Linked DNA regions of Homo sapiens: region 1 is linked to region 2. A link is a contact called in ENCODE Hi-C or POLR2A ChIA-PET data. All regions are on one chromosome and are shown on one strand. The core of a region is the stretch at or near the end of the contact, and the rest is flanking DNA. Distances in the headings are between cores, read along the strand shown. Region 1 holds the start of RAB4B-EGLN2 (RAB4B-EGLN2 readthrough (NMD candidate)). Region 2 overlaps SIPA1L3 (signal induced proliferation associated 1 like 3).

What was found. A loop is a pair of places that touch in the nucleus more often than their neighbours do. ChIA-PET counts read pairs that join two places held with the same protein, here RNA polymerase II (POLR2A). Pooled maps may share reads with other maps.
Region 1: a pooled map shows a loop between it and region 2 (2.8-fold over the local background). The contact joins the promoter of RAB4B-EGLN2 here to the enhancer-like site in region 2. A Hi-C loop is called at or near these places in 1 of 50 pooled maps. POLR2A ChIA-PET finds 5 or more read pairs at or near these places in 2 of 52 experiments (GM12878 and activated B cell).

The regions. Positions count from the first base shown.
Region 1 is chr19:40,776,433-40,782,674 of GRCh38, forward strand. It overlaps RAB4B-EGLN2 (RAB4B-EGLN2 readthrough (NMD candidate)), which reads left to right and starts at 1,787. Exons shown (of 12, transcript NR_037791.1): 1 at 1,787-1,959; 2 at 3,587-3,667; 3 at 3,953-4,067. MIA (MIA SH3 domain containing) reads left to right here. Exons shown (of 4, transcript NM_006533.4): 3 at 537-647; 4 at 965-1,058. The coding sequence ends at 988. It overlaps RAB4B (RAB4B, member RAS oncogene family), which reads left to right and starts at 1,815. Exons shown (of 8, transcript NM_016154.5): 1 at 1,815-1,959; 2 at 3,587-3,667; 3 at 3,953-4,067. The coding sequence starts at 1,944. MIA-RAB4B (MIA-RAB4B readthrough (NMD candidate)) reads left to right here. Exons shown (of 10, transcript NR_037775.1): 3 at 537-647; 4 at 3,587-3,667; 5 at 3,953-4,067. RefSeq lists silencers at 949-1,078, 1,629-1,868 and enhancers at 1,929-1,998, 2,886-3,417.
Region 2 is chr19:37,956,945-37,964,074 of GRCh38, forward strand. The region is part of intron 1 of SIPA1L3 (signal induced proliferation associated 1 like 3); the gene reads left to right. Among named protein-coding and RNA genes, the nearest start is that of SIPA1L3, 53 kb to the left of the region's middle. RefSeq lists a silencer at 5,311-5,560 and an enhancer at 6,034-6,534. Within about 2 kb of position 5,332, at least 5 of the 41 ENCODE cell types and tissues checked have a DNase peak (open chromatin) inside an H3K27ac peak, as active enhancers do.

The sequences.
Region 1 (6,242 bases), core at 537-3,036, 2.8 Mb after region 2:
GAACAAAAAGCAAGGCATAAAAAATAGCAGCAGCCGGGCACAGTAGCTCACACCTGTAATCCCAAGTAAGGCCAAGTTGGGAGGATAGCTTGAGCCCAGGAGTTCGAGACCAGCCTGGGCAACATAGCAAGACCCCCATCTCTATAAAAAAAAATTTAAAATTAACTGGGCTTCATGGCATGTGTCTGTGGTCCCGGCTACTCGGGAGGCTGAGGTGGGAGGATTGCTTGATCCCAGAAGTTGAGGCTGCAGTGAGCCGTGATCATGCTACTGCACCTCAACCTGGGCGACACAATGAGACCCTGTTTCCAAAATAATAATAATAATAAAAGCAAATATGCGCTGCTGTGAGAATTAACAGAGACTTACTTGGGTGTTCAGAAAGGGCCTCTGAACAGGTGGCATTTAAGCTGAGATTCATATGACAAGGATGGAGCAGTTATGTGGAGATCAGGGAGAAGGGAGAATGCAAAGGCCTTCAGCAGGCACAAGCTTGCCATCTTCCCAGACCCTAGCTTTTAACTCCTCTTCCCCAGGTTCAGGGAGATTACTATGGAGATCTGGCTGCTCGCCTGGGCTATTTCCCCAGTAGCATTGTCCGAGAGGACCAGACCCTGAAACCTGGCAAAGTCGATGTGAAGACAGACGTGAGTGTCATGGGGGCTGGCAAGAAATGTGGGGGGAGGACCCTTAGGTTGTGGGGATGGGCAAAAATGCTCCCACACTTGGCTCCCTGGCAGCCTAGGTATGTGCGCTGGGAGAAATTCTTTCCCTGCCTCAATTTTCTCACCAGTAAAATGGGTCCAGTTGGGAGGTGCAAAGATTAGAGGGCTCTAGGCTAATTTGCATAGCACTTGTGTGGCCAGACCTGGGCCCTGCAGCTGCAGCCTTTGCTAAAACCACTAGATCCTTTGTGGTGTGACCGCTGGTTTTCTTTCCACTGTTTCCCCTTTCTCTTTTTCAGAAATGGGATTTCTACTGCCAGTGAGCTCAGCCTACCGCTGGCCCTGCCGTTTCCCCTCCTTGGCTTTATGCAAATACAATCAGCCCAGTGCAAACGGCTCGTCTCCGTGGTCTTTGGGGTGGGGTAGGGTAGGGTGGGGACTGTACAAATGAAATGTTTCTCTAGGTTGCTGAATCTAACCAATTAACCCGCTGCCTGTGGTAACGTCAGTGGTTGCTAGGCAGAGTTTCACTGATGAAAGCCCTGTGCAGTAGGAGCGCTCCTAAGCTTAGGTTTCGGACACAAGCAAAGGAAAACCTAAGCAGCCCAACTAGGGGATTGTAGTGTCCTCTCTAGACCAGTGGGAGGGAGCCAATCGGACTACGCGGAGGATATAAATCGCACAGTAAAGGTTTTCTTGGAAGATTATCTGGAAAGGGAGGTGGGAAGTAACCTGCGCCTATCTGCCCAGTTTTCCTCCTTTTCGCCTTTGAGAACAGTAATCGCTCCCGCCAGCTCAAGATCAGCTCCTCTTCCAGCCTCTTTCTGTCAATCCTGCCCGTGCCCCCTTCTTTGCATTTGTATCCCCTCCCCCAAGTCCGCTCCGATCCAATCCGGAGACTCGACTCTGCCCCCCGTACTCCAGACTAAATCCGTTCCTCGGCTCAGCTAAGCAGCTCTGCACGTCCCTTCCCACTTGCTCAGCCAATCGCTGGGCTCGGCCCCGCCCCTTTGGGCTTGGTCCTTCTCACGCCACCAATCCGCGCCTCTTGTCCCGCCCCCTGCCCGCGAGTCCGCCAATCCCGCCCTTCGGAAAGCGTCGCCTGGTATCCAGCTGCCGGAGCGGGTCGCGCCGGAGGGGGGCGGAGGCGGAAGTGGCGGTGCCGGGCCCGGGGAGTAGGAAGGAGCCGGGGCTGTAGCCGGAGTGGAGCGGCTGCCAGCCGAGGAGCAGGCGCGGCCGCGGCGCCATATTGCGGCCCTCAGCGGCCGCGACCGAGTCATGGCTGAGACCTACGGTGAGGGTGGTGGACGAAGCTGGGGTCCTGGGTCTGGGCCCAGGGAGGATGCGGCCTGTGGGAATGGGCGGGGCTTTGTAGATCAGGGGGCGGGGTCTGGTGTGATGGAGGCAGGACCTAAGTGGATGCTGGGAGGGGTTTAGTGGGTCTGAGGCTGAGCTTAATCGATTTAGGTGGAGCCTGAGGGTCTGGTGCGTGGGTTAAATAGATCTGGGGCGGGATTTGAGGGAGCTGGTCCTGAGGGGTTCAGGGAGGCCCTGAGGGAAGAGGTGGGCCTTAATGGATCTGGGCGGAGCCTGAGTGAAGGGGCGGGGCTGACTGCATGAATGGCAGGAGTCGGGCTTATGGGCTAGAGGGAACACTGAATGGAAGCTCGGGACCCTGGGGCTGATCTGGCTGGAGAGAGCTCTGGAATGGGTTTGGGGATGGGCTGTCCTTGAGTTAGGGGCAGGACTTAGTGGCAAAGGGTGGGACTTATGCATGAGAATGGAGCCGGGTTCTGGGCAGAGGGAGGGAAGGAGAGGTCGGGAAGTGGAAAATCAGTAGGGATGCACCATAGGAGGTGGTGATTGGAGGCAGGGGAAGTGCAGGTTTAGGAGTCAGAGGGAGCCGCATTCACTCAACAAATATAGAAGAGAAGGGAGAAGAGTGCAAAGACCCTGAGGTGAGAACCAGCTTGTCATTTTCAGGGAATAGACTGAAGGTCAGGAGCTATAGTGGAGTGAATGAGTCAGAGGGTGGTAGGAGGTGAAGAGGAACAAGGGCTATATCGTAGTCCTTGTTTAAATAGCTTTCAAGAGACTTTAGCGACAAAATAGCTAAGATCTGGGACTCTGGAGCCCTTGGCCTAGGTTTGAATCTCACTTCTGCCCAGCTGTGTCACTTTGGGCAAGTCAGTTAACCTTTCTGGCCTGTTACCTCATCCGGAAAATGGGAATAATTTTTAGTCTACCTCCCTCATAGAGTTTTCCTGAGGATGATGTGAGCTGTTGATGTGAGTAAAGACCTTTAGAACTGTTCCTGGCCCACAACAACACACAATTGACCCATGTAACAAACCTGCACATGTGGGCTGGGCGCGGTGGCTCATGCCTGTAATCCCAGCACTTTGGGAGGCTGAGGCAGGCGGATCACCTGAGGTCGGGAGTTTGAGACCAGCCTGACCAACATGGAGAAACCCCGTCTCTACTAAAAATACAGAATTAGCTGAGTGTGGTGGCGCATGCCTGTAATCCCAGCTACTCGGGAGGCTGAGGCAGGAGAATTGCTTGAACCTGGGAGGTGGAGGTTGCGGTGAGCCGAGATCGCGCCATTGCACTCCAGCCTGGGCAACGAAAAGTGAAACTCTGTCTCAAAAAAACAAAAACAACGACAAAAAAACCCCTGCACATGTACTCCCTGAATCTAAAATAAAAGTTGAAAAAAAATATATAGAATGTGCCTGGCACATGGCAAGTACTACATAAGAGTTATCTGTTACTGTTACCTATTGGTTTGTTTCTGCCTATGTCTGTTTCTCTCCCTCTAACTGTGATGGTTAGAGAGAGAGATTGGATTGGAATCCATCTTTTTTCCCTGTATCTTTCTCTCCCTGTGGGTATCCCTGATTTTGGCTCCATCTGGTCAGACTTCCTCTTCAAATTCCTGGTGATTGGCAGTGCAGGAACTGGCAAATCATGTCTCCTTCATCAGTTCATTGAGAATAAGTGTGAGTTTCCCGCAGTGGTCCTGGGAACCCTGAGCTGTGTTTATGCGCATGGTGTGGGCTGGTGGGCAGCCGGTGGGGAGGGCAGGGCTGGCCATAGGTACAAGTCCAGTGCTGGCTTTTTGGTCCTTGCTTTGTCGTATGTCCTTTACTAGGTTCTCCTTGACCTCAAGTCACTCCAGCAAGGAGAATGGGTTTGTAGAGACTGAGAGGGCCTTGGAGGATGGGGGATCCTCTGAGCTGTCTCCTCTCTCCCTGTACTGCCCCTTCTGTTCCTCCTACTCCCAGTCAAACAGGACTCCAACCACACAATCGGCGTGGAGTTTGGATCCCGGGTGGTCAACGTGGGTGGGAAGACTGTGAAGCTACAGATTTGGGACACGGCTGGCCAGGAGCGGTTTCGGTAGGTGGGCTGGGCTCCCAAGGGTGATGGGGAGAGAGAGTGAGAAGGAAAGAGAGAGATGTGTGTGTAGAGTCACTTGGAGACACTGAGAGGGCAGACAAGGCAGACAGAGAGAGATGAGACACCGTAGTTAGCAGGTATATATATCCAAGGAGAGAGGGAGTACTGGAGAGATAAAGAGATGGTGGAAGAAAAAGAGGTAGGGGCCAGGCGCAATGGCTCATGCCGGTAATCCCCGTGCTTTGGGAGGCCATGGTGGGAAGATTGCCTGAGCCCAGGAGTTTGAGACCAGCCTGGGCAACATAGTGAGACCCCATCTCAAAGAAAGAAAAAGAGATAGAGAAAAGTGGCTTGGGGGTGGGGAAAGGGATGGAGACTGAGAGACACCGAAACAGAAAGAGAAGGGGAAACTTGAGAGACTCACACTCAGAAAGGAAAAGAGCAAGAGAGACAGAGACTAAGAGAGTTGAAGAGAATGATAAGGGAGGTAAGGAGGCCTGGCACGGTGGCTTACACCTATAATCCCAGCACTGTGGGAGGCTGAGGCAGGTGGATCACTTGAAGTCAGGAGTTCAAGACCAGCCTGCCAATATGGTGAAACCGTGTCTCTACTAAAAAAAAAAAAAAAAAAAAAAAATCAAAAAATGTAGCCAGGCTGTGGTGGTGGATGCTAGCTACTTGGGAGGCTGAGGCAGGAGAATTGCTTGAACCTGGGAGGCAGAAGTTGTAGTGAGTCAAGATCGCACCACTGCACCCCAGCCGGGGTGACAGAGCGAGACTCTGTCTCTGAATAAATAAATAAATAAATAAATGAATAAATAAATAAATAAATAAATAAATAAATAAGGGAGGTGAGGAGACACAGAGAAACAGAGGTCAGAGGCAGAGAGGGAGACAGGGTGAGTCAGACAGGTGTAGTTGGACGTTGAATGAATGAATGCACGAATTTACGGGAAGGCAAGGGTGAGCATGAGAGCCACAGAGATGGAACAGAAAGAGAGACAGTGAGAAATAGGGAACTGAAGACACACACGCCAAGGCAGGAGAACCGCTTGAGTCCAGGAGTTTGAGACCAGCCTGGGCAACATTGTGAAATCCCATCTTTCCAAAAGAGAGATGGAGAAATGGACGTGTTGTGGGAGAGAGAGAGAGAGAAATGCGTAGGGCTCAACACACTGTAGGTCTTCAGGAAATGCCTGCAGAGCAGAAAAGTTGATAGACACATAGAAACCTTAGGAGAGGCCGGGCGTGGTGGCTCATGCCTGTAATTCCAGCATTTTGGGAGGCCGAGGCGGGCGGATCACGAGGTCAGGAGATCGAGACCATCCTGGCTAACATGGTGAAACCCCGTCTCTACTAAAAATACAAAAAATTAGCTGGGTGTGGTGGCAGACGCTGGAAGTCCCAGCTACTTGGGAGGCTGAGGCAGGAGAATGGCATGAACCCAGAAGGCGGAGCTTGCAGTGAGCCCAGATCGCGCCACTGCACTCCAGCCTGGGCGACAGAGCTAGGCTCCGTTTCAAAAAAAAAAAAAAAAAAACCTTAGGAGAGTCGGAGAAACAGAGAGCAGGGAGAGAAATAGAGGGAATTCAGTCCACGGAAAAGTGTGATCTATGGCAGCATCTAGTAGCTGCTGAGTTAATTCTTGCGTATGGATTAACTGCCTGAGGTGCACAGAGCCCAAAGGCAGAGAGAGGGGCTGAAGGATAGACAGGTGTGTAGCATGGGCTAGGTTTACGGTGAGTGCTTAGTAAATGCTGTGGAATGATTGCATGAGTTCCAGAAGGACCCAGACTGGTGAGACAGAGAATGCAGAATTGGCTACACTGGGAAGGAGACTCCACCTGACACAGCAGGAGAAGGATAAGCAGATGTTGTATAGTGCTTGGGCAGGGCCAGGCAAAGGGGAGATTTGCTCAGAAAATGTTGAATGAATGAATGCACAAATGCATGGGAAGGCAAAGGTAAGCATGAGAGAGCCACAGAGATGAAACAAACAAACAAAAAAGACAGAAATAGGGAATTAAATAGGGCCAGGCACGGTGGCTCACGCCTGTAATCCCAGCACTTTGGGAGGCCTAGGCGGGCAGATCACTTGAGGTCAGGAGTTCAATACCACACTGGCCAACATGGCGAAACCCCATCTCTACTAAAAATACAAAAATTAGCCGGGCG
Region 2 (7,130 bases), core at 4,082-6,581:
CTATCATTAATTTTGATATCATTTTTGTGTATTACATAAGGGGCCTAAATTTATCTTTTTGCGTATTAATATCCAATTATCCCAGCTCCATTTGTTGAAAAAAAGACCATTTTCCTCCACTGAATTAGGTAGCACTATGGTAAAAGTCATTTGATTATTAATATAAGGGTTTGTTTCTTCTGATCTATTGGTTTAAATGTCTATCCTACTGCTAGTGCCACAGTCTTCATTACTGTAGCTTTAAAGTTACTTTAGAAATCGGGAAGTGTTAAGTCCTCACCTTGTTTTGTTTTCCAAAATTGTTTTGGCTTGTGTGGGTCCTTTGCATACTGACAAGTTTTCAGATCACCTTGTCAATATCTGCACAAAAGCCTGCTGGGATTTGATAGACTGTGTGTTGACTCTACATGTCAATATGGTGAGAATTGCCATATTAATGTTTAGTCTTCCAGTTTGTGTACAAAGAATGCTTCTCTGTTTATTTAGATTGTCTTTAATTTCTTTCAGCTTTTCAGTGCTTGTAGCTTTCAGTGTACAAGTCTACACTTATGTTAAATTTATTCTTATGTATTTTTTTTATGCTATTGTGAATGGAATTTTTTTTTCTTTTTTTTCTTTTTTCTTTTCTTTTGAGACAGGATCTCACTGTTACCCAGTCTGGAGTGCAGTGGCACAATCATGGCCTTTTGGGCTCAAGCAGCCCTCCCATCTCAACCTCCTGCATAGCTAGGACTATAGGCACATGTCACCATGCCCAGCTAATTTTTAATTTAATTTAATTTATTTTTTGAGACAGAGTCTTCTGTTGCCCAGGCTGGTGTACAGTGGCATAATCACAGCTCACTGCAGCCTCGACTTCTGAGCTCAAGTGATCCTCTCACCTTAGCTTCTGGAGTAGCTGTGACTATAGGCATGCATCACCATGCCTGGCTAATTTTTTTTTTATTTTTGTGGAGGCAGGGTTTTGCCGTGTTGCCCAGGCTGGTCTTGAACTCCCAGGCCCAAACAGTCCTCCTGCCTCAGCCTCCAAAAGTGCTGGAATTACAGGCATGAGCCACCATATCTGGCCTAAAAAGTATCTTATTTAGTGGAGATATTTGGAGATAGGATGCCACACTTTGTATGATTTCAGTCCTTTAAAGTTTTTTTTACCTTTTCTTTTGAAATAATTTCAGTCTCACAAGAAGTTGCAAAAATACTACAAATAGGCTGGGCATGGTGGCTCATGCCTGCAATCCCAGCCCTTTGGGAGGCCAGGGTAGTTGGATTGCTTCAGCCCAGGAGTTTGAGACCAGCCCAGGCAACATGGCAAAACCCTGCTCTATAAAAAATTAGCTGGGCATGGTGGTGTGCACCTGTAATTTGAGCTACCAGGGAGGCTGAGGTGGGAGGATCACCTGAGCCCAGAGGGATCAAGGCTGCAGTGAGCCATGATTGTGCCACCACACTCCAGCCTGGGCAACCGAGTGAGTCCCTGTCTGAAAACAAAAAACAAAAACTACAAATGTTTATCTACATGTGAAAGAATGAAGTTGGACCCTTACCTCACACCATATACAAAAATTAACTCAAAGTAGATCATAGACCTAAATGTAAGAGTTAAAATTATAAAATTCTTAGAAGAAAACATAAGATTATATATTTGTGACCTTGAGTTAGGCAATGGTTTCTTAGGTGAGAACAAAAGCTCAAACAACAGAAGAAAGAACAAAAGCACAAACAACAGAAGAAAAAAATAGACACATTGGACTTCATGAAAATTTAAAACTTTTGTGATGCAAAGGATGCCATCAAGAACATAAAAAGACAAACCGTAGAATGGGAGAAGATAATTGCAAATCATGTCTATAAAGGACTTATGTGCTGAATATACAAAGAACTCTCACAACTTGACAATATAAAAACAACCCAATATAGAACATGGGCAAAGGATTTGAATGGCTCTTTCTCCAAAACATCCAAATGGCCTATAAGCACATGAAAATGGCTCAATATAATTATCATTAGGGTAATGCTAATCAAAACCACAAGATTCTATTTCACACCAACTAGGATGGCTAGAGCCAAAATGATGGGCAATAACAAGTGTTGGCCAGGATGTGGAGAAATTGGAACCCTCATACATGGCTGGTGGGATTGTAAAATGGTGTAGCCATTTTGGAAAACAATTTGGCAGTTACTCAAAAAAATATATACATAGAGTTACCATATGATCCAGCAATTCCACTCCTAGGTATATACTCAAATACTAATATATGTTCACATAATTACTTGTGCATACATGTTCAGAGTAGCGTTATTCGTAACCCCAGAAGTGAAAATGACCCGATGTCCATCAACTGATAATTGGCTAAACAGAATGCGATATAGACCCACAATGGTATATTACTCTGTCATAGAAAGGAATGAAGTACTGATACAGACTACAACATGGATGAACCCTGAAACACACATGAATGAAAGAAACCAGACCCAAAAGAGCACATCTTGCTTCATCCCATTTATATGAAATGTTCAGAGTAAGCAAATCTACAGAGACAGAAAATAGATTAGTGTTTGCTGAGGGCTGGGGATGCTGTGAACAGGAAATGGAAAGTGATTGCTAGGAGTACAGAGTTTATTTTGGAGATGATAAAAATTTTCTAAGCTCAGGTTGTGGTGATGGTGAATTACACACTTTTAAAGGGTAAATTTCATTCATTGACGTTTGATGTGATTGTTGGTGTGTTTGGATTAACATCTGTCATTTTTGCTGTTTTCTGTATGCCTCACATCTTTTTTCCTCCTTTTATTCTCCCTTTATTGCCGTCTTTCTGATAAGCAGATATTTTCTAGTGTTTCATTTTTATTTTGTTGGGTTTTAAAAAACTTTCTTTTTTTTTTTTTTTTAATTGGGTCTCTAGGGATCACAGCATGCGTCTAAATTTATCACAGCCTACTTCAGATTAATATTAAAACTTAGTTCTAGTTAAATATAGAAATTTTGCTCTAATATAGTTTCATTTTCTTTTCCCTCTTTTGTGTTATTATTGTCACATGTTACAAGCCCCACAGTATGGTTTTATAATTATTTTATGAAATCTTACATCTTTTAAATCAGTCGAGAAGAAAAGAAAAAATGTATTTATGCCATCTTTTATATTTGCCCATGTATTTACCTTTTCTCATGTTTTTTCTTTCTTATTGTAAATTGGAGTTATATGGCCTCTTTTCCTTTCAGCCTAAAGGATTTATGTAATATTTCTTACAGATCAAATCTTCTAGCAGTGAATTCTCTCAGTCTTTGTCTGGGAATGCCTTTATTTTGCCTTGATTGATTGATTTTGGTGCAGGGTCTTGCTCTGTAGCACAGGCTGGAGTGCACTGAACTGCAGCCTCAACCTACTGTGTTCAAGCGATCCTCCACCTCAGCCTTCTGAGTAGCTGGGACTATAGGTGCGCGCCACCACACTCAGCTAATTTTTTTTTTTTTTTTTTGAGACAGAGTCTGGCTCTGTTGCCCAGGCTGGAGTGCAGTGGCATGATCTTGGCTCACTGCAAGCTCCGCCTGCTGGGTTCACGCCATTCTCCTGCCTCAGCCTCCCGAGTAGCTGGGACTACAGGTGCCCACCACCACGCCTGGCTAATTTTTTTTTTTTATTTTTAGTAGAGACGGGGTTTCACCTTGTTAGCCAGGATGGTCTCGATCTCCTGACCTTGCAATCCGCCTGCCTTGGCCTCCCAAAGTGCTGGGATTACAGGCGTGAGCCACTGCGCCCAGCCTCACACTCAGCTAATTTTTAAATTTTTTGTAGAGATGAGGTTTTGCCATGTTGCTCAGGCCGGTCTTGAACTCCTGGACCCTAGCAATCCTCCCACCTTGACCTCCCAAAGTACTGGGATTACAGGCATGAGCAACTGCACCCAGCCAATTTTAAAAAAAAATATATTTTTTTTTGTTTTGAGACAGAGTCTTGCTCTGTCACCCAGGCTGGAGTGCAGTGGTGTGACCTTGGCTCACTGCAGCCTCCACCTCCTGGGTTGAAGGGATCCTCCCGCCTCATCCTCCTGAGTAGCTGGGCTTACAGGCACCCGCCACCACACTTGGCTAATTTTTGTATTTTTAGTAGAGATGGGGTTTCACCATCTTGGCCAGGGTGATCTTGAACTCCTGGCCTCAAGTGATCCACCCGCCTTGGCTTTCCAGAGTGCTGGAATTACAGGTGTGAGCCACCGTGCCCAACCCTTTTTTTTTTTTTTAATTTAAAATTTTTCTTTAGTGATGGGGATCTCGCTGTGTTGCCCAGGCTGGTCTCAAACTCCTGGCCTCAAGTTATCTTCGTACCTGGGCTTCTCAAAGTGCTGGGATTACAGGCATGAGTTACTGTGCCCTTCTCCACCTTGATTTTTGAAGGATAGTTTTGCTGGCTATAGAATTCTTATTTGACAGTTTTTTTTTCTTCAGCATTTTGAAAATGCTATCCTGATGTCTTCTGGCCTCCATTGTTTGTGGTGGGAAATGAGCTGTCATTTGTACTGATGCTCCCTGTGTGTAGACTTTTTCTTTTCCTACTTTGAAGCTTTTCTCCTTGTCTTTGTCTTTCAACAATTTGACTATGTTTAAAAACAAAACAACACGAAAACCAATTTGACTACGTTGTGTCCAGTGTGGCTCTCTTTCTATTTATTGTATATGGAGTTTCTTGGCCTTCTTGGATGTGTAAACTAATGTGTTCCATCAGATTTGGGATGTTTTGGGCTATTACTTGTTCAGATTTTTTTTTCTGGCACTTTCTCTCTCCTCTCATAGGACTCCCATTATGTCTGTCTTGATGCCTTTGATGATGTCCCTCATGTCTCTGAAGGCCTGTTTATTCGTATTCAATCTTTCTTACAGATTATTTAAATTCTGTACAGATTATATACTTTTTTTGATCTATCTTTAAGCCCACTGGTTCTTTTCAAATCTGCCGTTGAGCCCCTCTAGTGAATTTTTTATTTCAGTTATCAGAATTTCCATTGCTTTTTTTCTAATTTCTATTTATTATTTCTACTTTCCTTTAATTCTTTAAATGTTATTTTATTTATCTTTGAACATACTTATAATAGCTGTTTGAAATGTAACTTGTAAGCCGTCTAGAAGGCAATTTCTATTAACTGATTCATTTCCTGAGTATGGGTCACATTTTACTGTTTGTGTGTCTCACAATTTTTCTTTCATTCTTTTTTTTTTTTTTTGAGACAGAGTCTAACTCTGTTGCCCAGGCTGGAGTGCAGTGGCACGATTTTGGCTCACTGCAACCTCCGCCTCCGGAGTTCAAGCAATTCTCCTGCCTCAGCCTCCCGAGTAGCTGGGATTGCAGGCCTGCGCCACCACGCCTGGCTGATTTTTGTATTTTTACTAGAGATGGGGTTTCCCCATGTTGGCCAGGCTGGTCTCAAACTCCTGACCTCAGGTGATCTGCCCGCCTCGGCCTCTGAAAGTGCTGGGGTTACAGGTGTGAGCCACCGTGCTTGGCCATGAGCCACTGCAGCCGGCCTTTTTTTTTTTTTTTTTTTTTTTGAGATAGGGTTCCACTCTGTTGCCCAGGCCAGAGTGCAGTGGCAGGATCATGGCTCTTCTCAGCCTTGACTTCCTGGGCTCAAATGATTCTCTTGCCTCAGCCTCCTGAGTTGCTGGGACTATAGGCATGCAACACCATGCCCAGCTTTGTGTGTTTGGCGAGGGTGTGCACACACATGCATACGTGTAGGGATGGGGTCTTCCTATCTTGTCCAGGCTGGTCTCAGACTCCTGGGCTCAAGCGATCCTCCTGCCTTGGCTTTCCAGAGTGTTGGGATTACAAGCGTGAGCCACCTCACCCAGCCTCAGTTTGTTTTGTTGTTGAACACTGAACATTTTAGATCATACACTGTAGCAGCTGTGGATTCTGATTTCTACCTTCCAGGCCATGGTTGCCGTTGCCATTTTTCTCCTTTTGTTTTGTTTACTGAGTATCCTGGGCTAATTCTTTGGAGTTTGTCCCCTTGTGGTATAGACTCTTTTCTCTTTTAAAAAAATTGTTTTAATTTTAAGCATAACTTACTAGGGGTTGCCTTTGGTTCAGCATGGTTTAGTGGTCAGATTAAAGGTTGTGCTGAAACACCTTGAGCCAATAAAGCTTCCATCCTTTGCCAATGGATCTGTGTCTGTGGGTTGGGGAATATTTTCAAAGTTCAGTTTCTTCCTTTTTTTTTTCCAAGCAGTTCCTGAGTCGGCCCCAGCCATTACTTTCTGCCTGGCCATCTGGTGTCTCCCTTGCACACTCTCAAGGCCTCATGTTGGGCCAGGGATGTGTGGACAGCAAGGGCCCCCTCTAGTCTCTCTGGAGCTTGTGTGCAACCTTGTATATATGCACATTGTTCCAGACCAGCAGGGCTGCATGGGACCTTACCAAGGCCTTGTGTGGCTATCTCATTCCCTGGATCTTCCTGCTAAATTTCTGGCTGGTCTACAGGCCTGCTGCTGGCTCCAGCCAGATCGTAACCACAGTCTAGCTGTGATGTTGGTCTTCCCCATTTGTTTGGCACTAGGCCCCAGTCCAGCCACAAAGTTTTCATGGCTTGCTCTGCCTTGGTCAAACTGATGGAGCTGGTGCGTGTGATGGGAGGAACCCCAAATTAAACGCCACATGTTCCCACTGTTCTTACTTGAAGTTCAGCGTTTATTTATTGAGTTTTTGAGTAACTGCTTCTTGGGTAGTTATATGCCTTTGGTTGATTTCTAGAATCCTCAAATGGTTGTGTTTGGCAATTCTGTCTACTTTCATTGTTGATTTTGGTGGGAAATACTTTTCTGAGCTCCTCTCCACTTCCCCATTCCAGAAGTCTGGTTAGCAGCTTTGACTTTTGATTTTCTCTTTAATTTAAGACATACCCAGAAGTCTTTCCAAATTTCCAAACTTTAAATATGTAGCTCTAGCTACATATTTCAGTCAATTTGGAAGCTTTTTGAGTTGTTGGGTTTGGTTTTTGTTTTTTAATTTTACTTTTTAGTATGAACAATTGCAAACATATAAGAAGTGGAGTTTATATTATCCAGGTGTGACCAAGCTTATTTTGTTTATATTCTGACTTTGCCCACTCCTCAGCCCATTGTTTTGAGGCAAGTA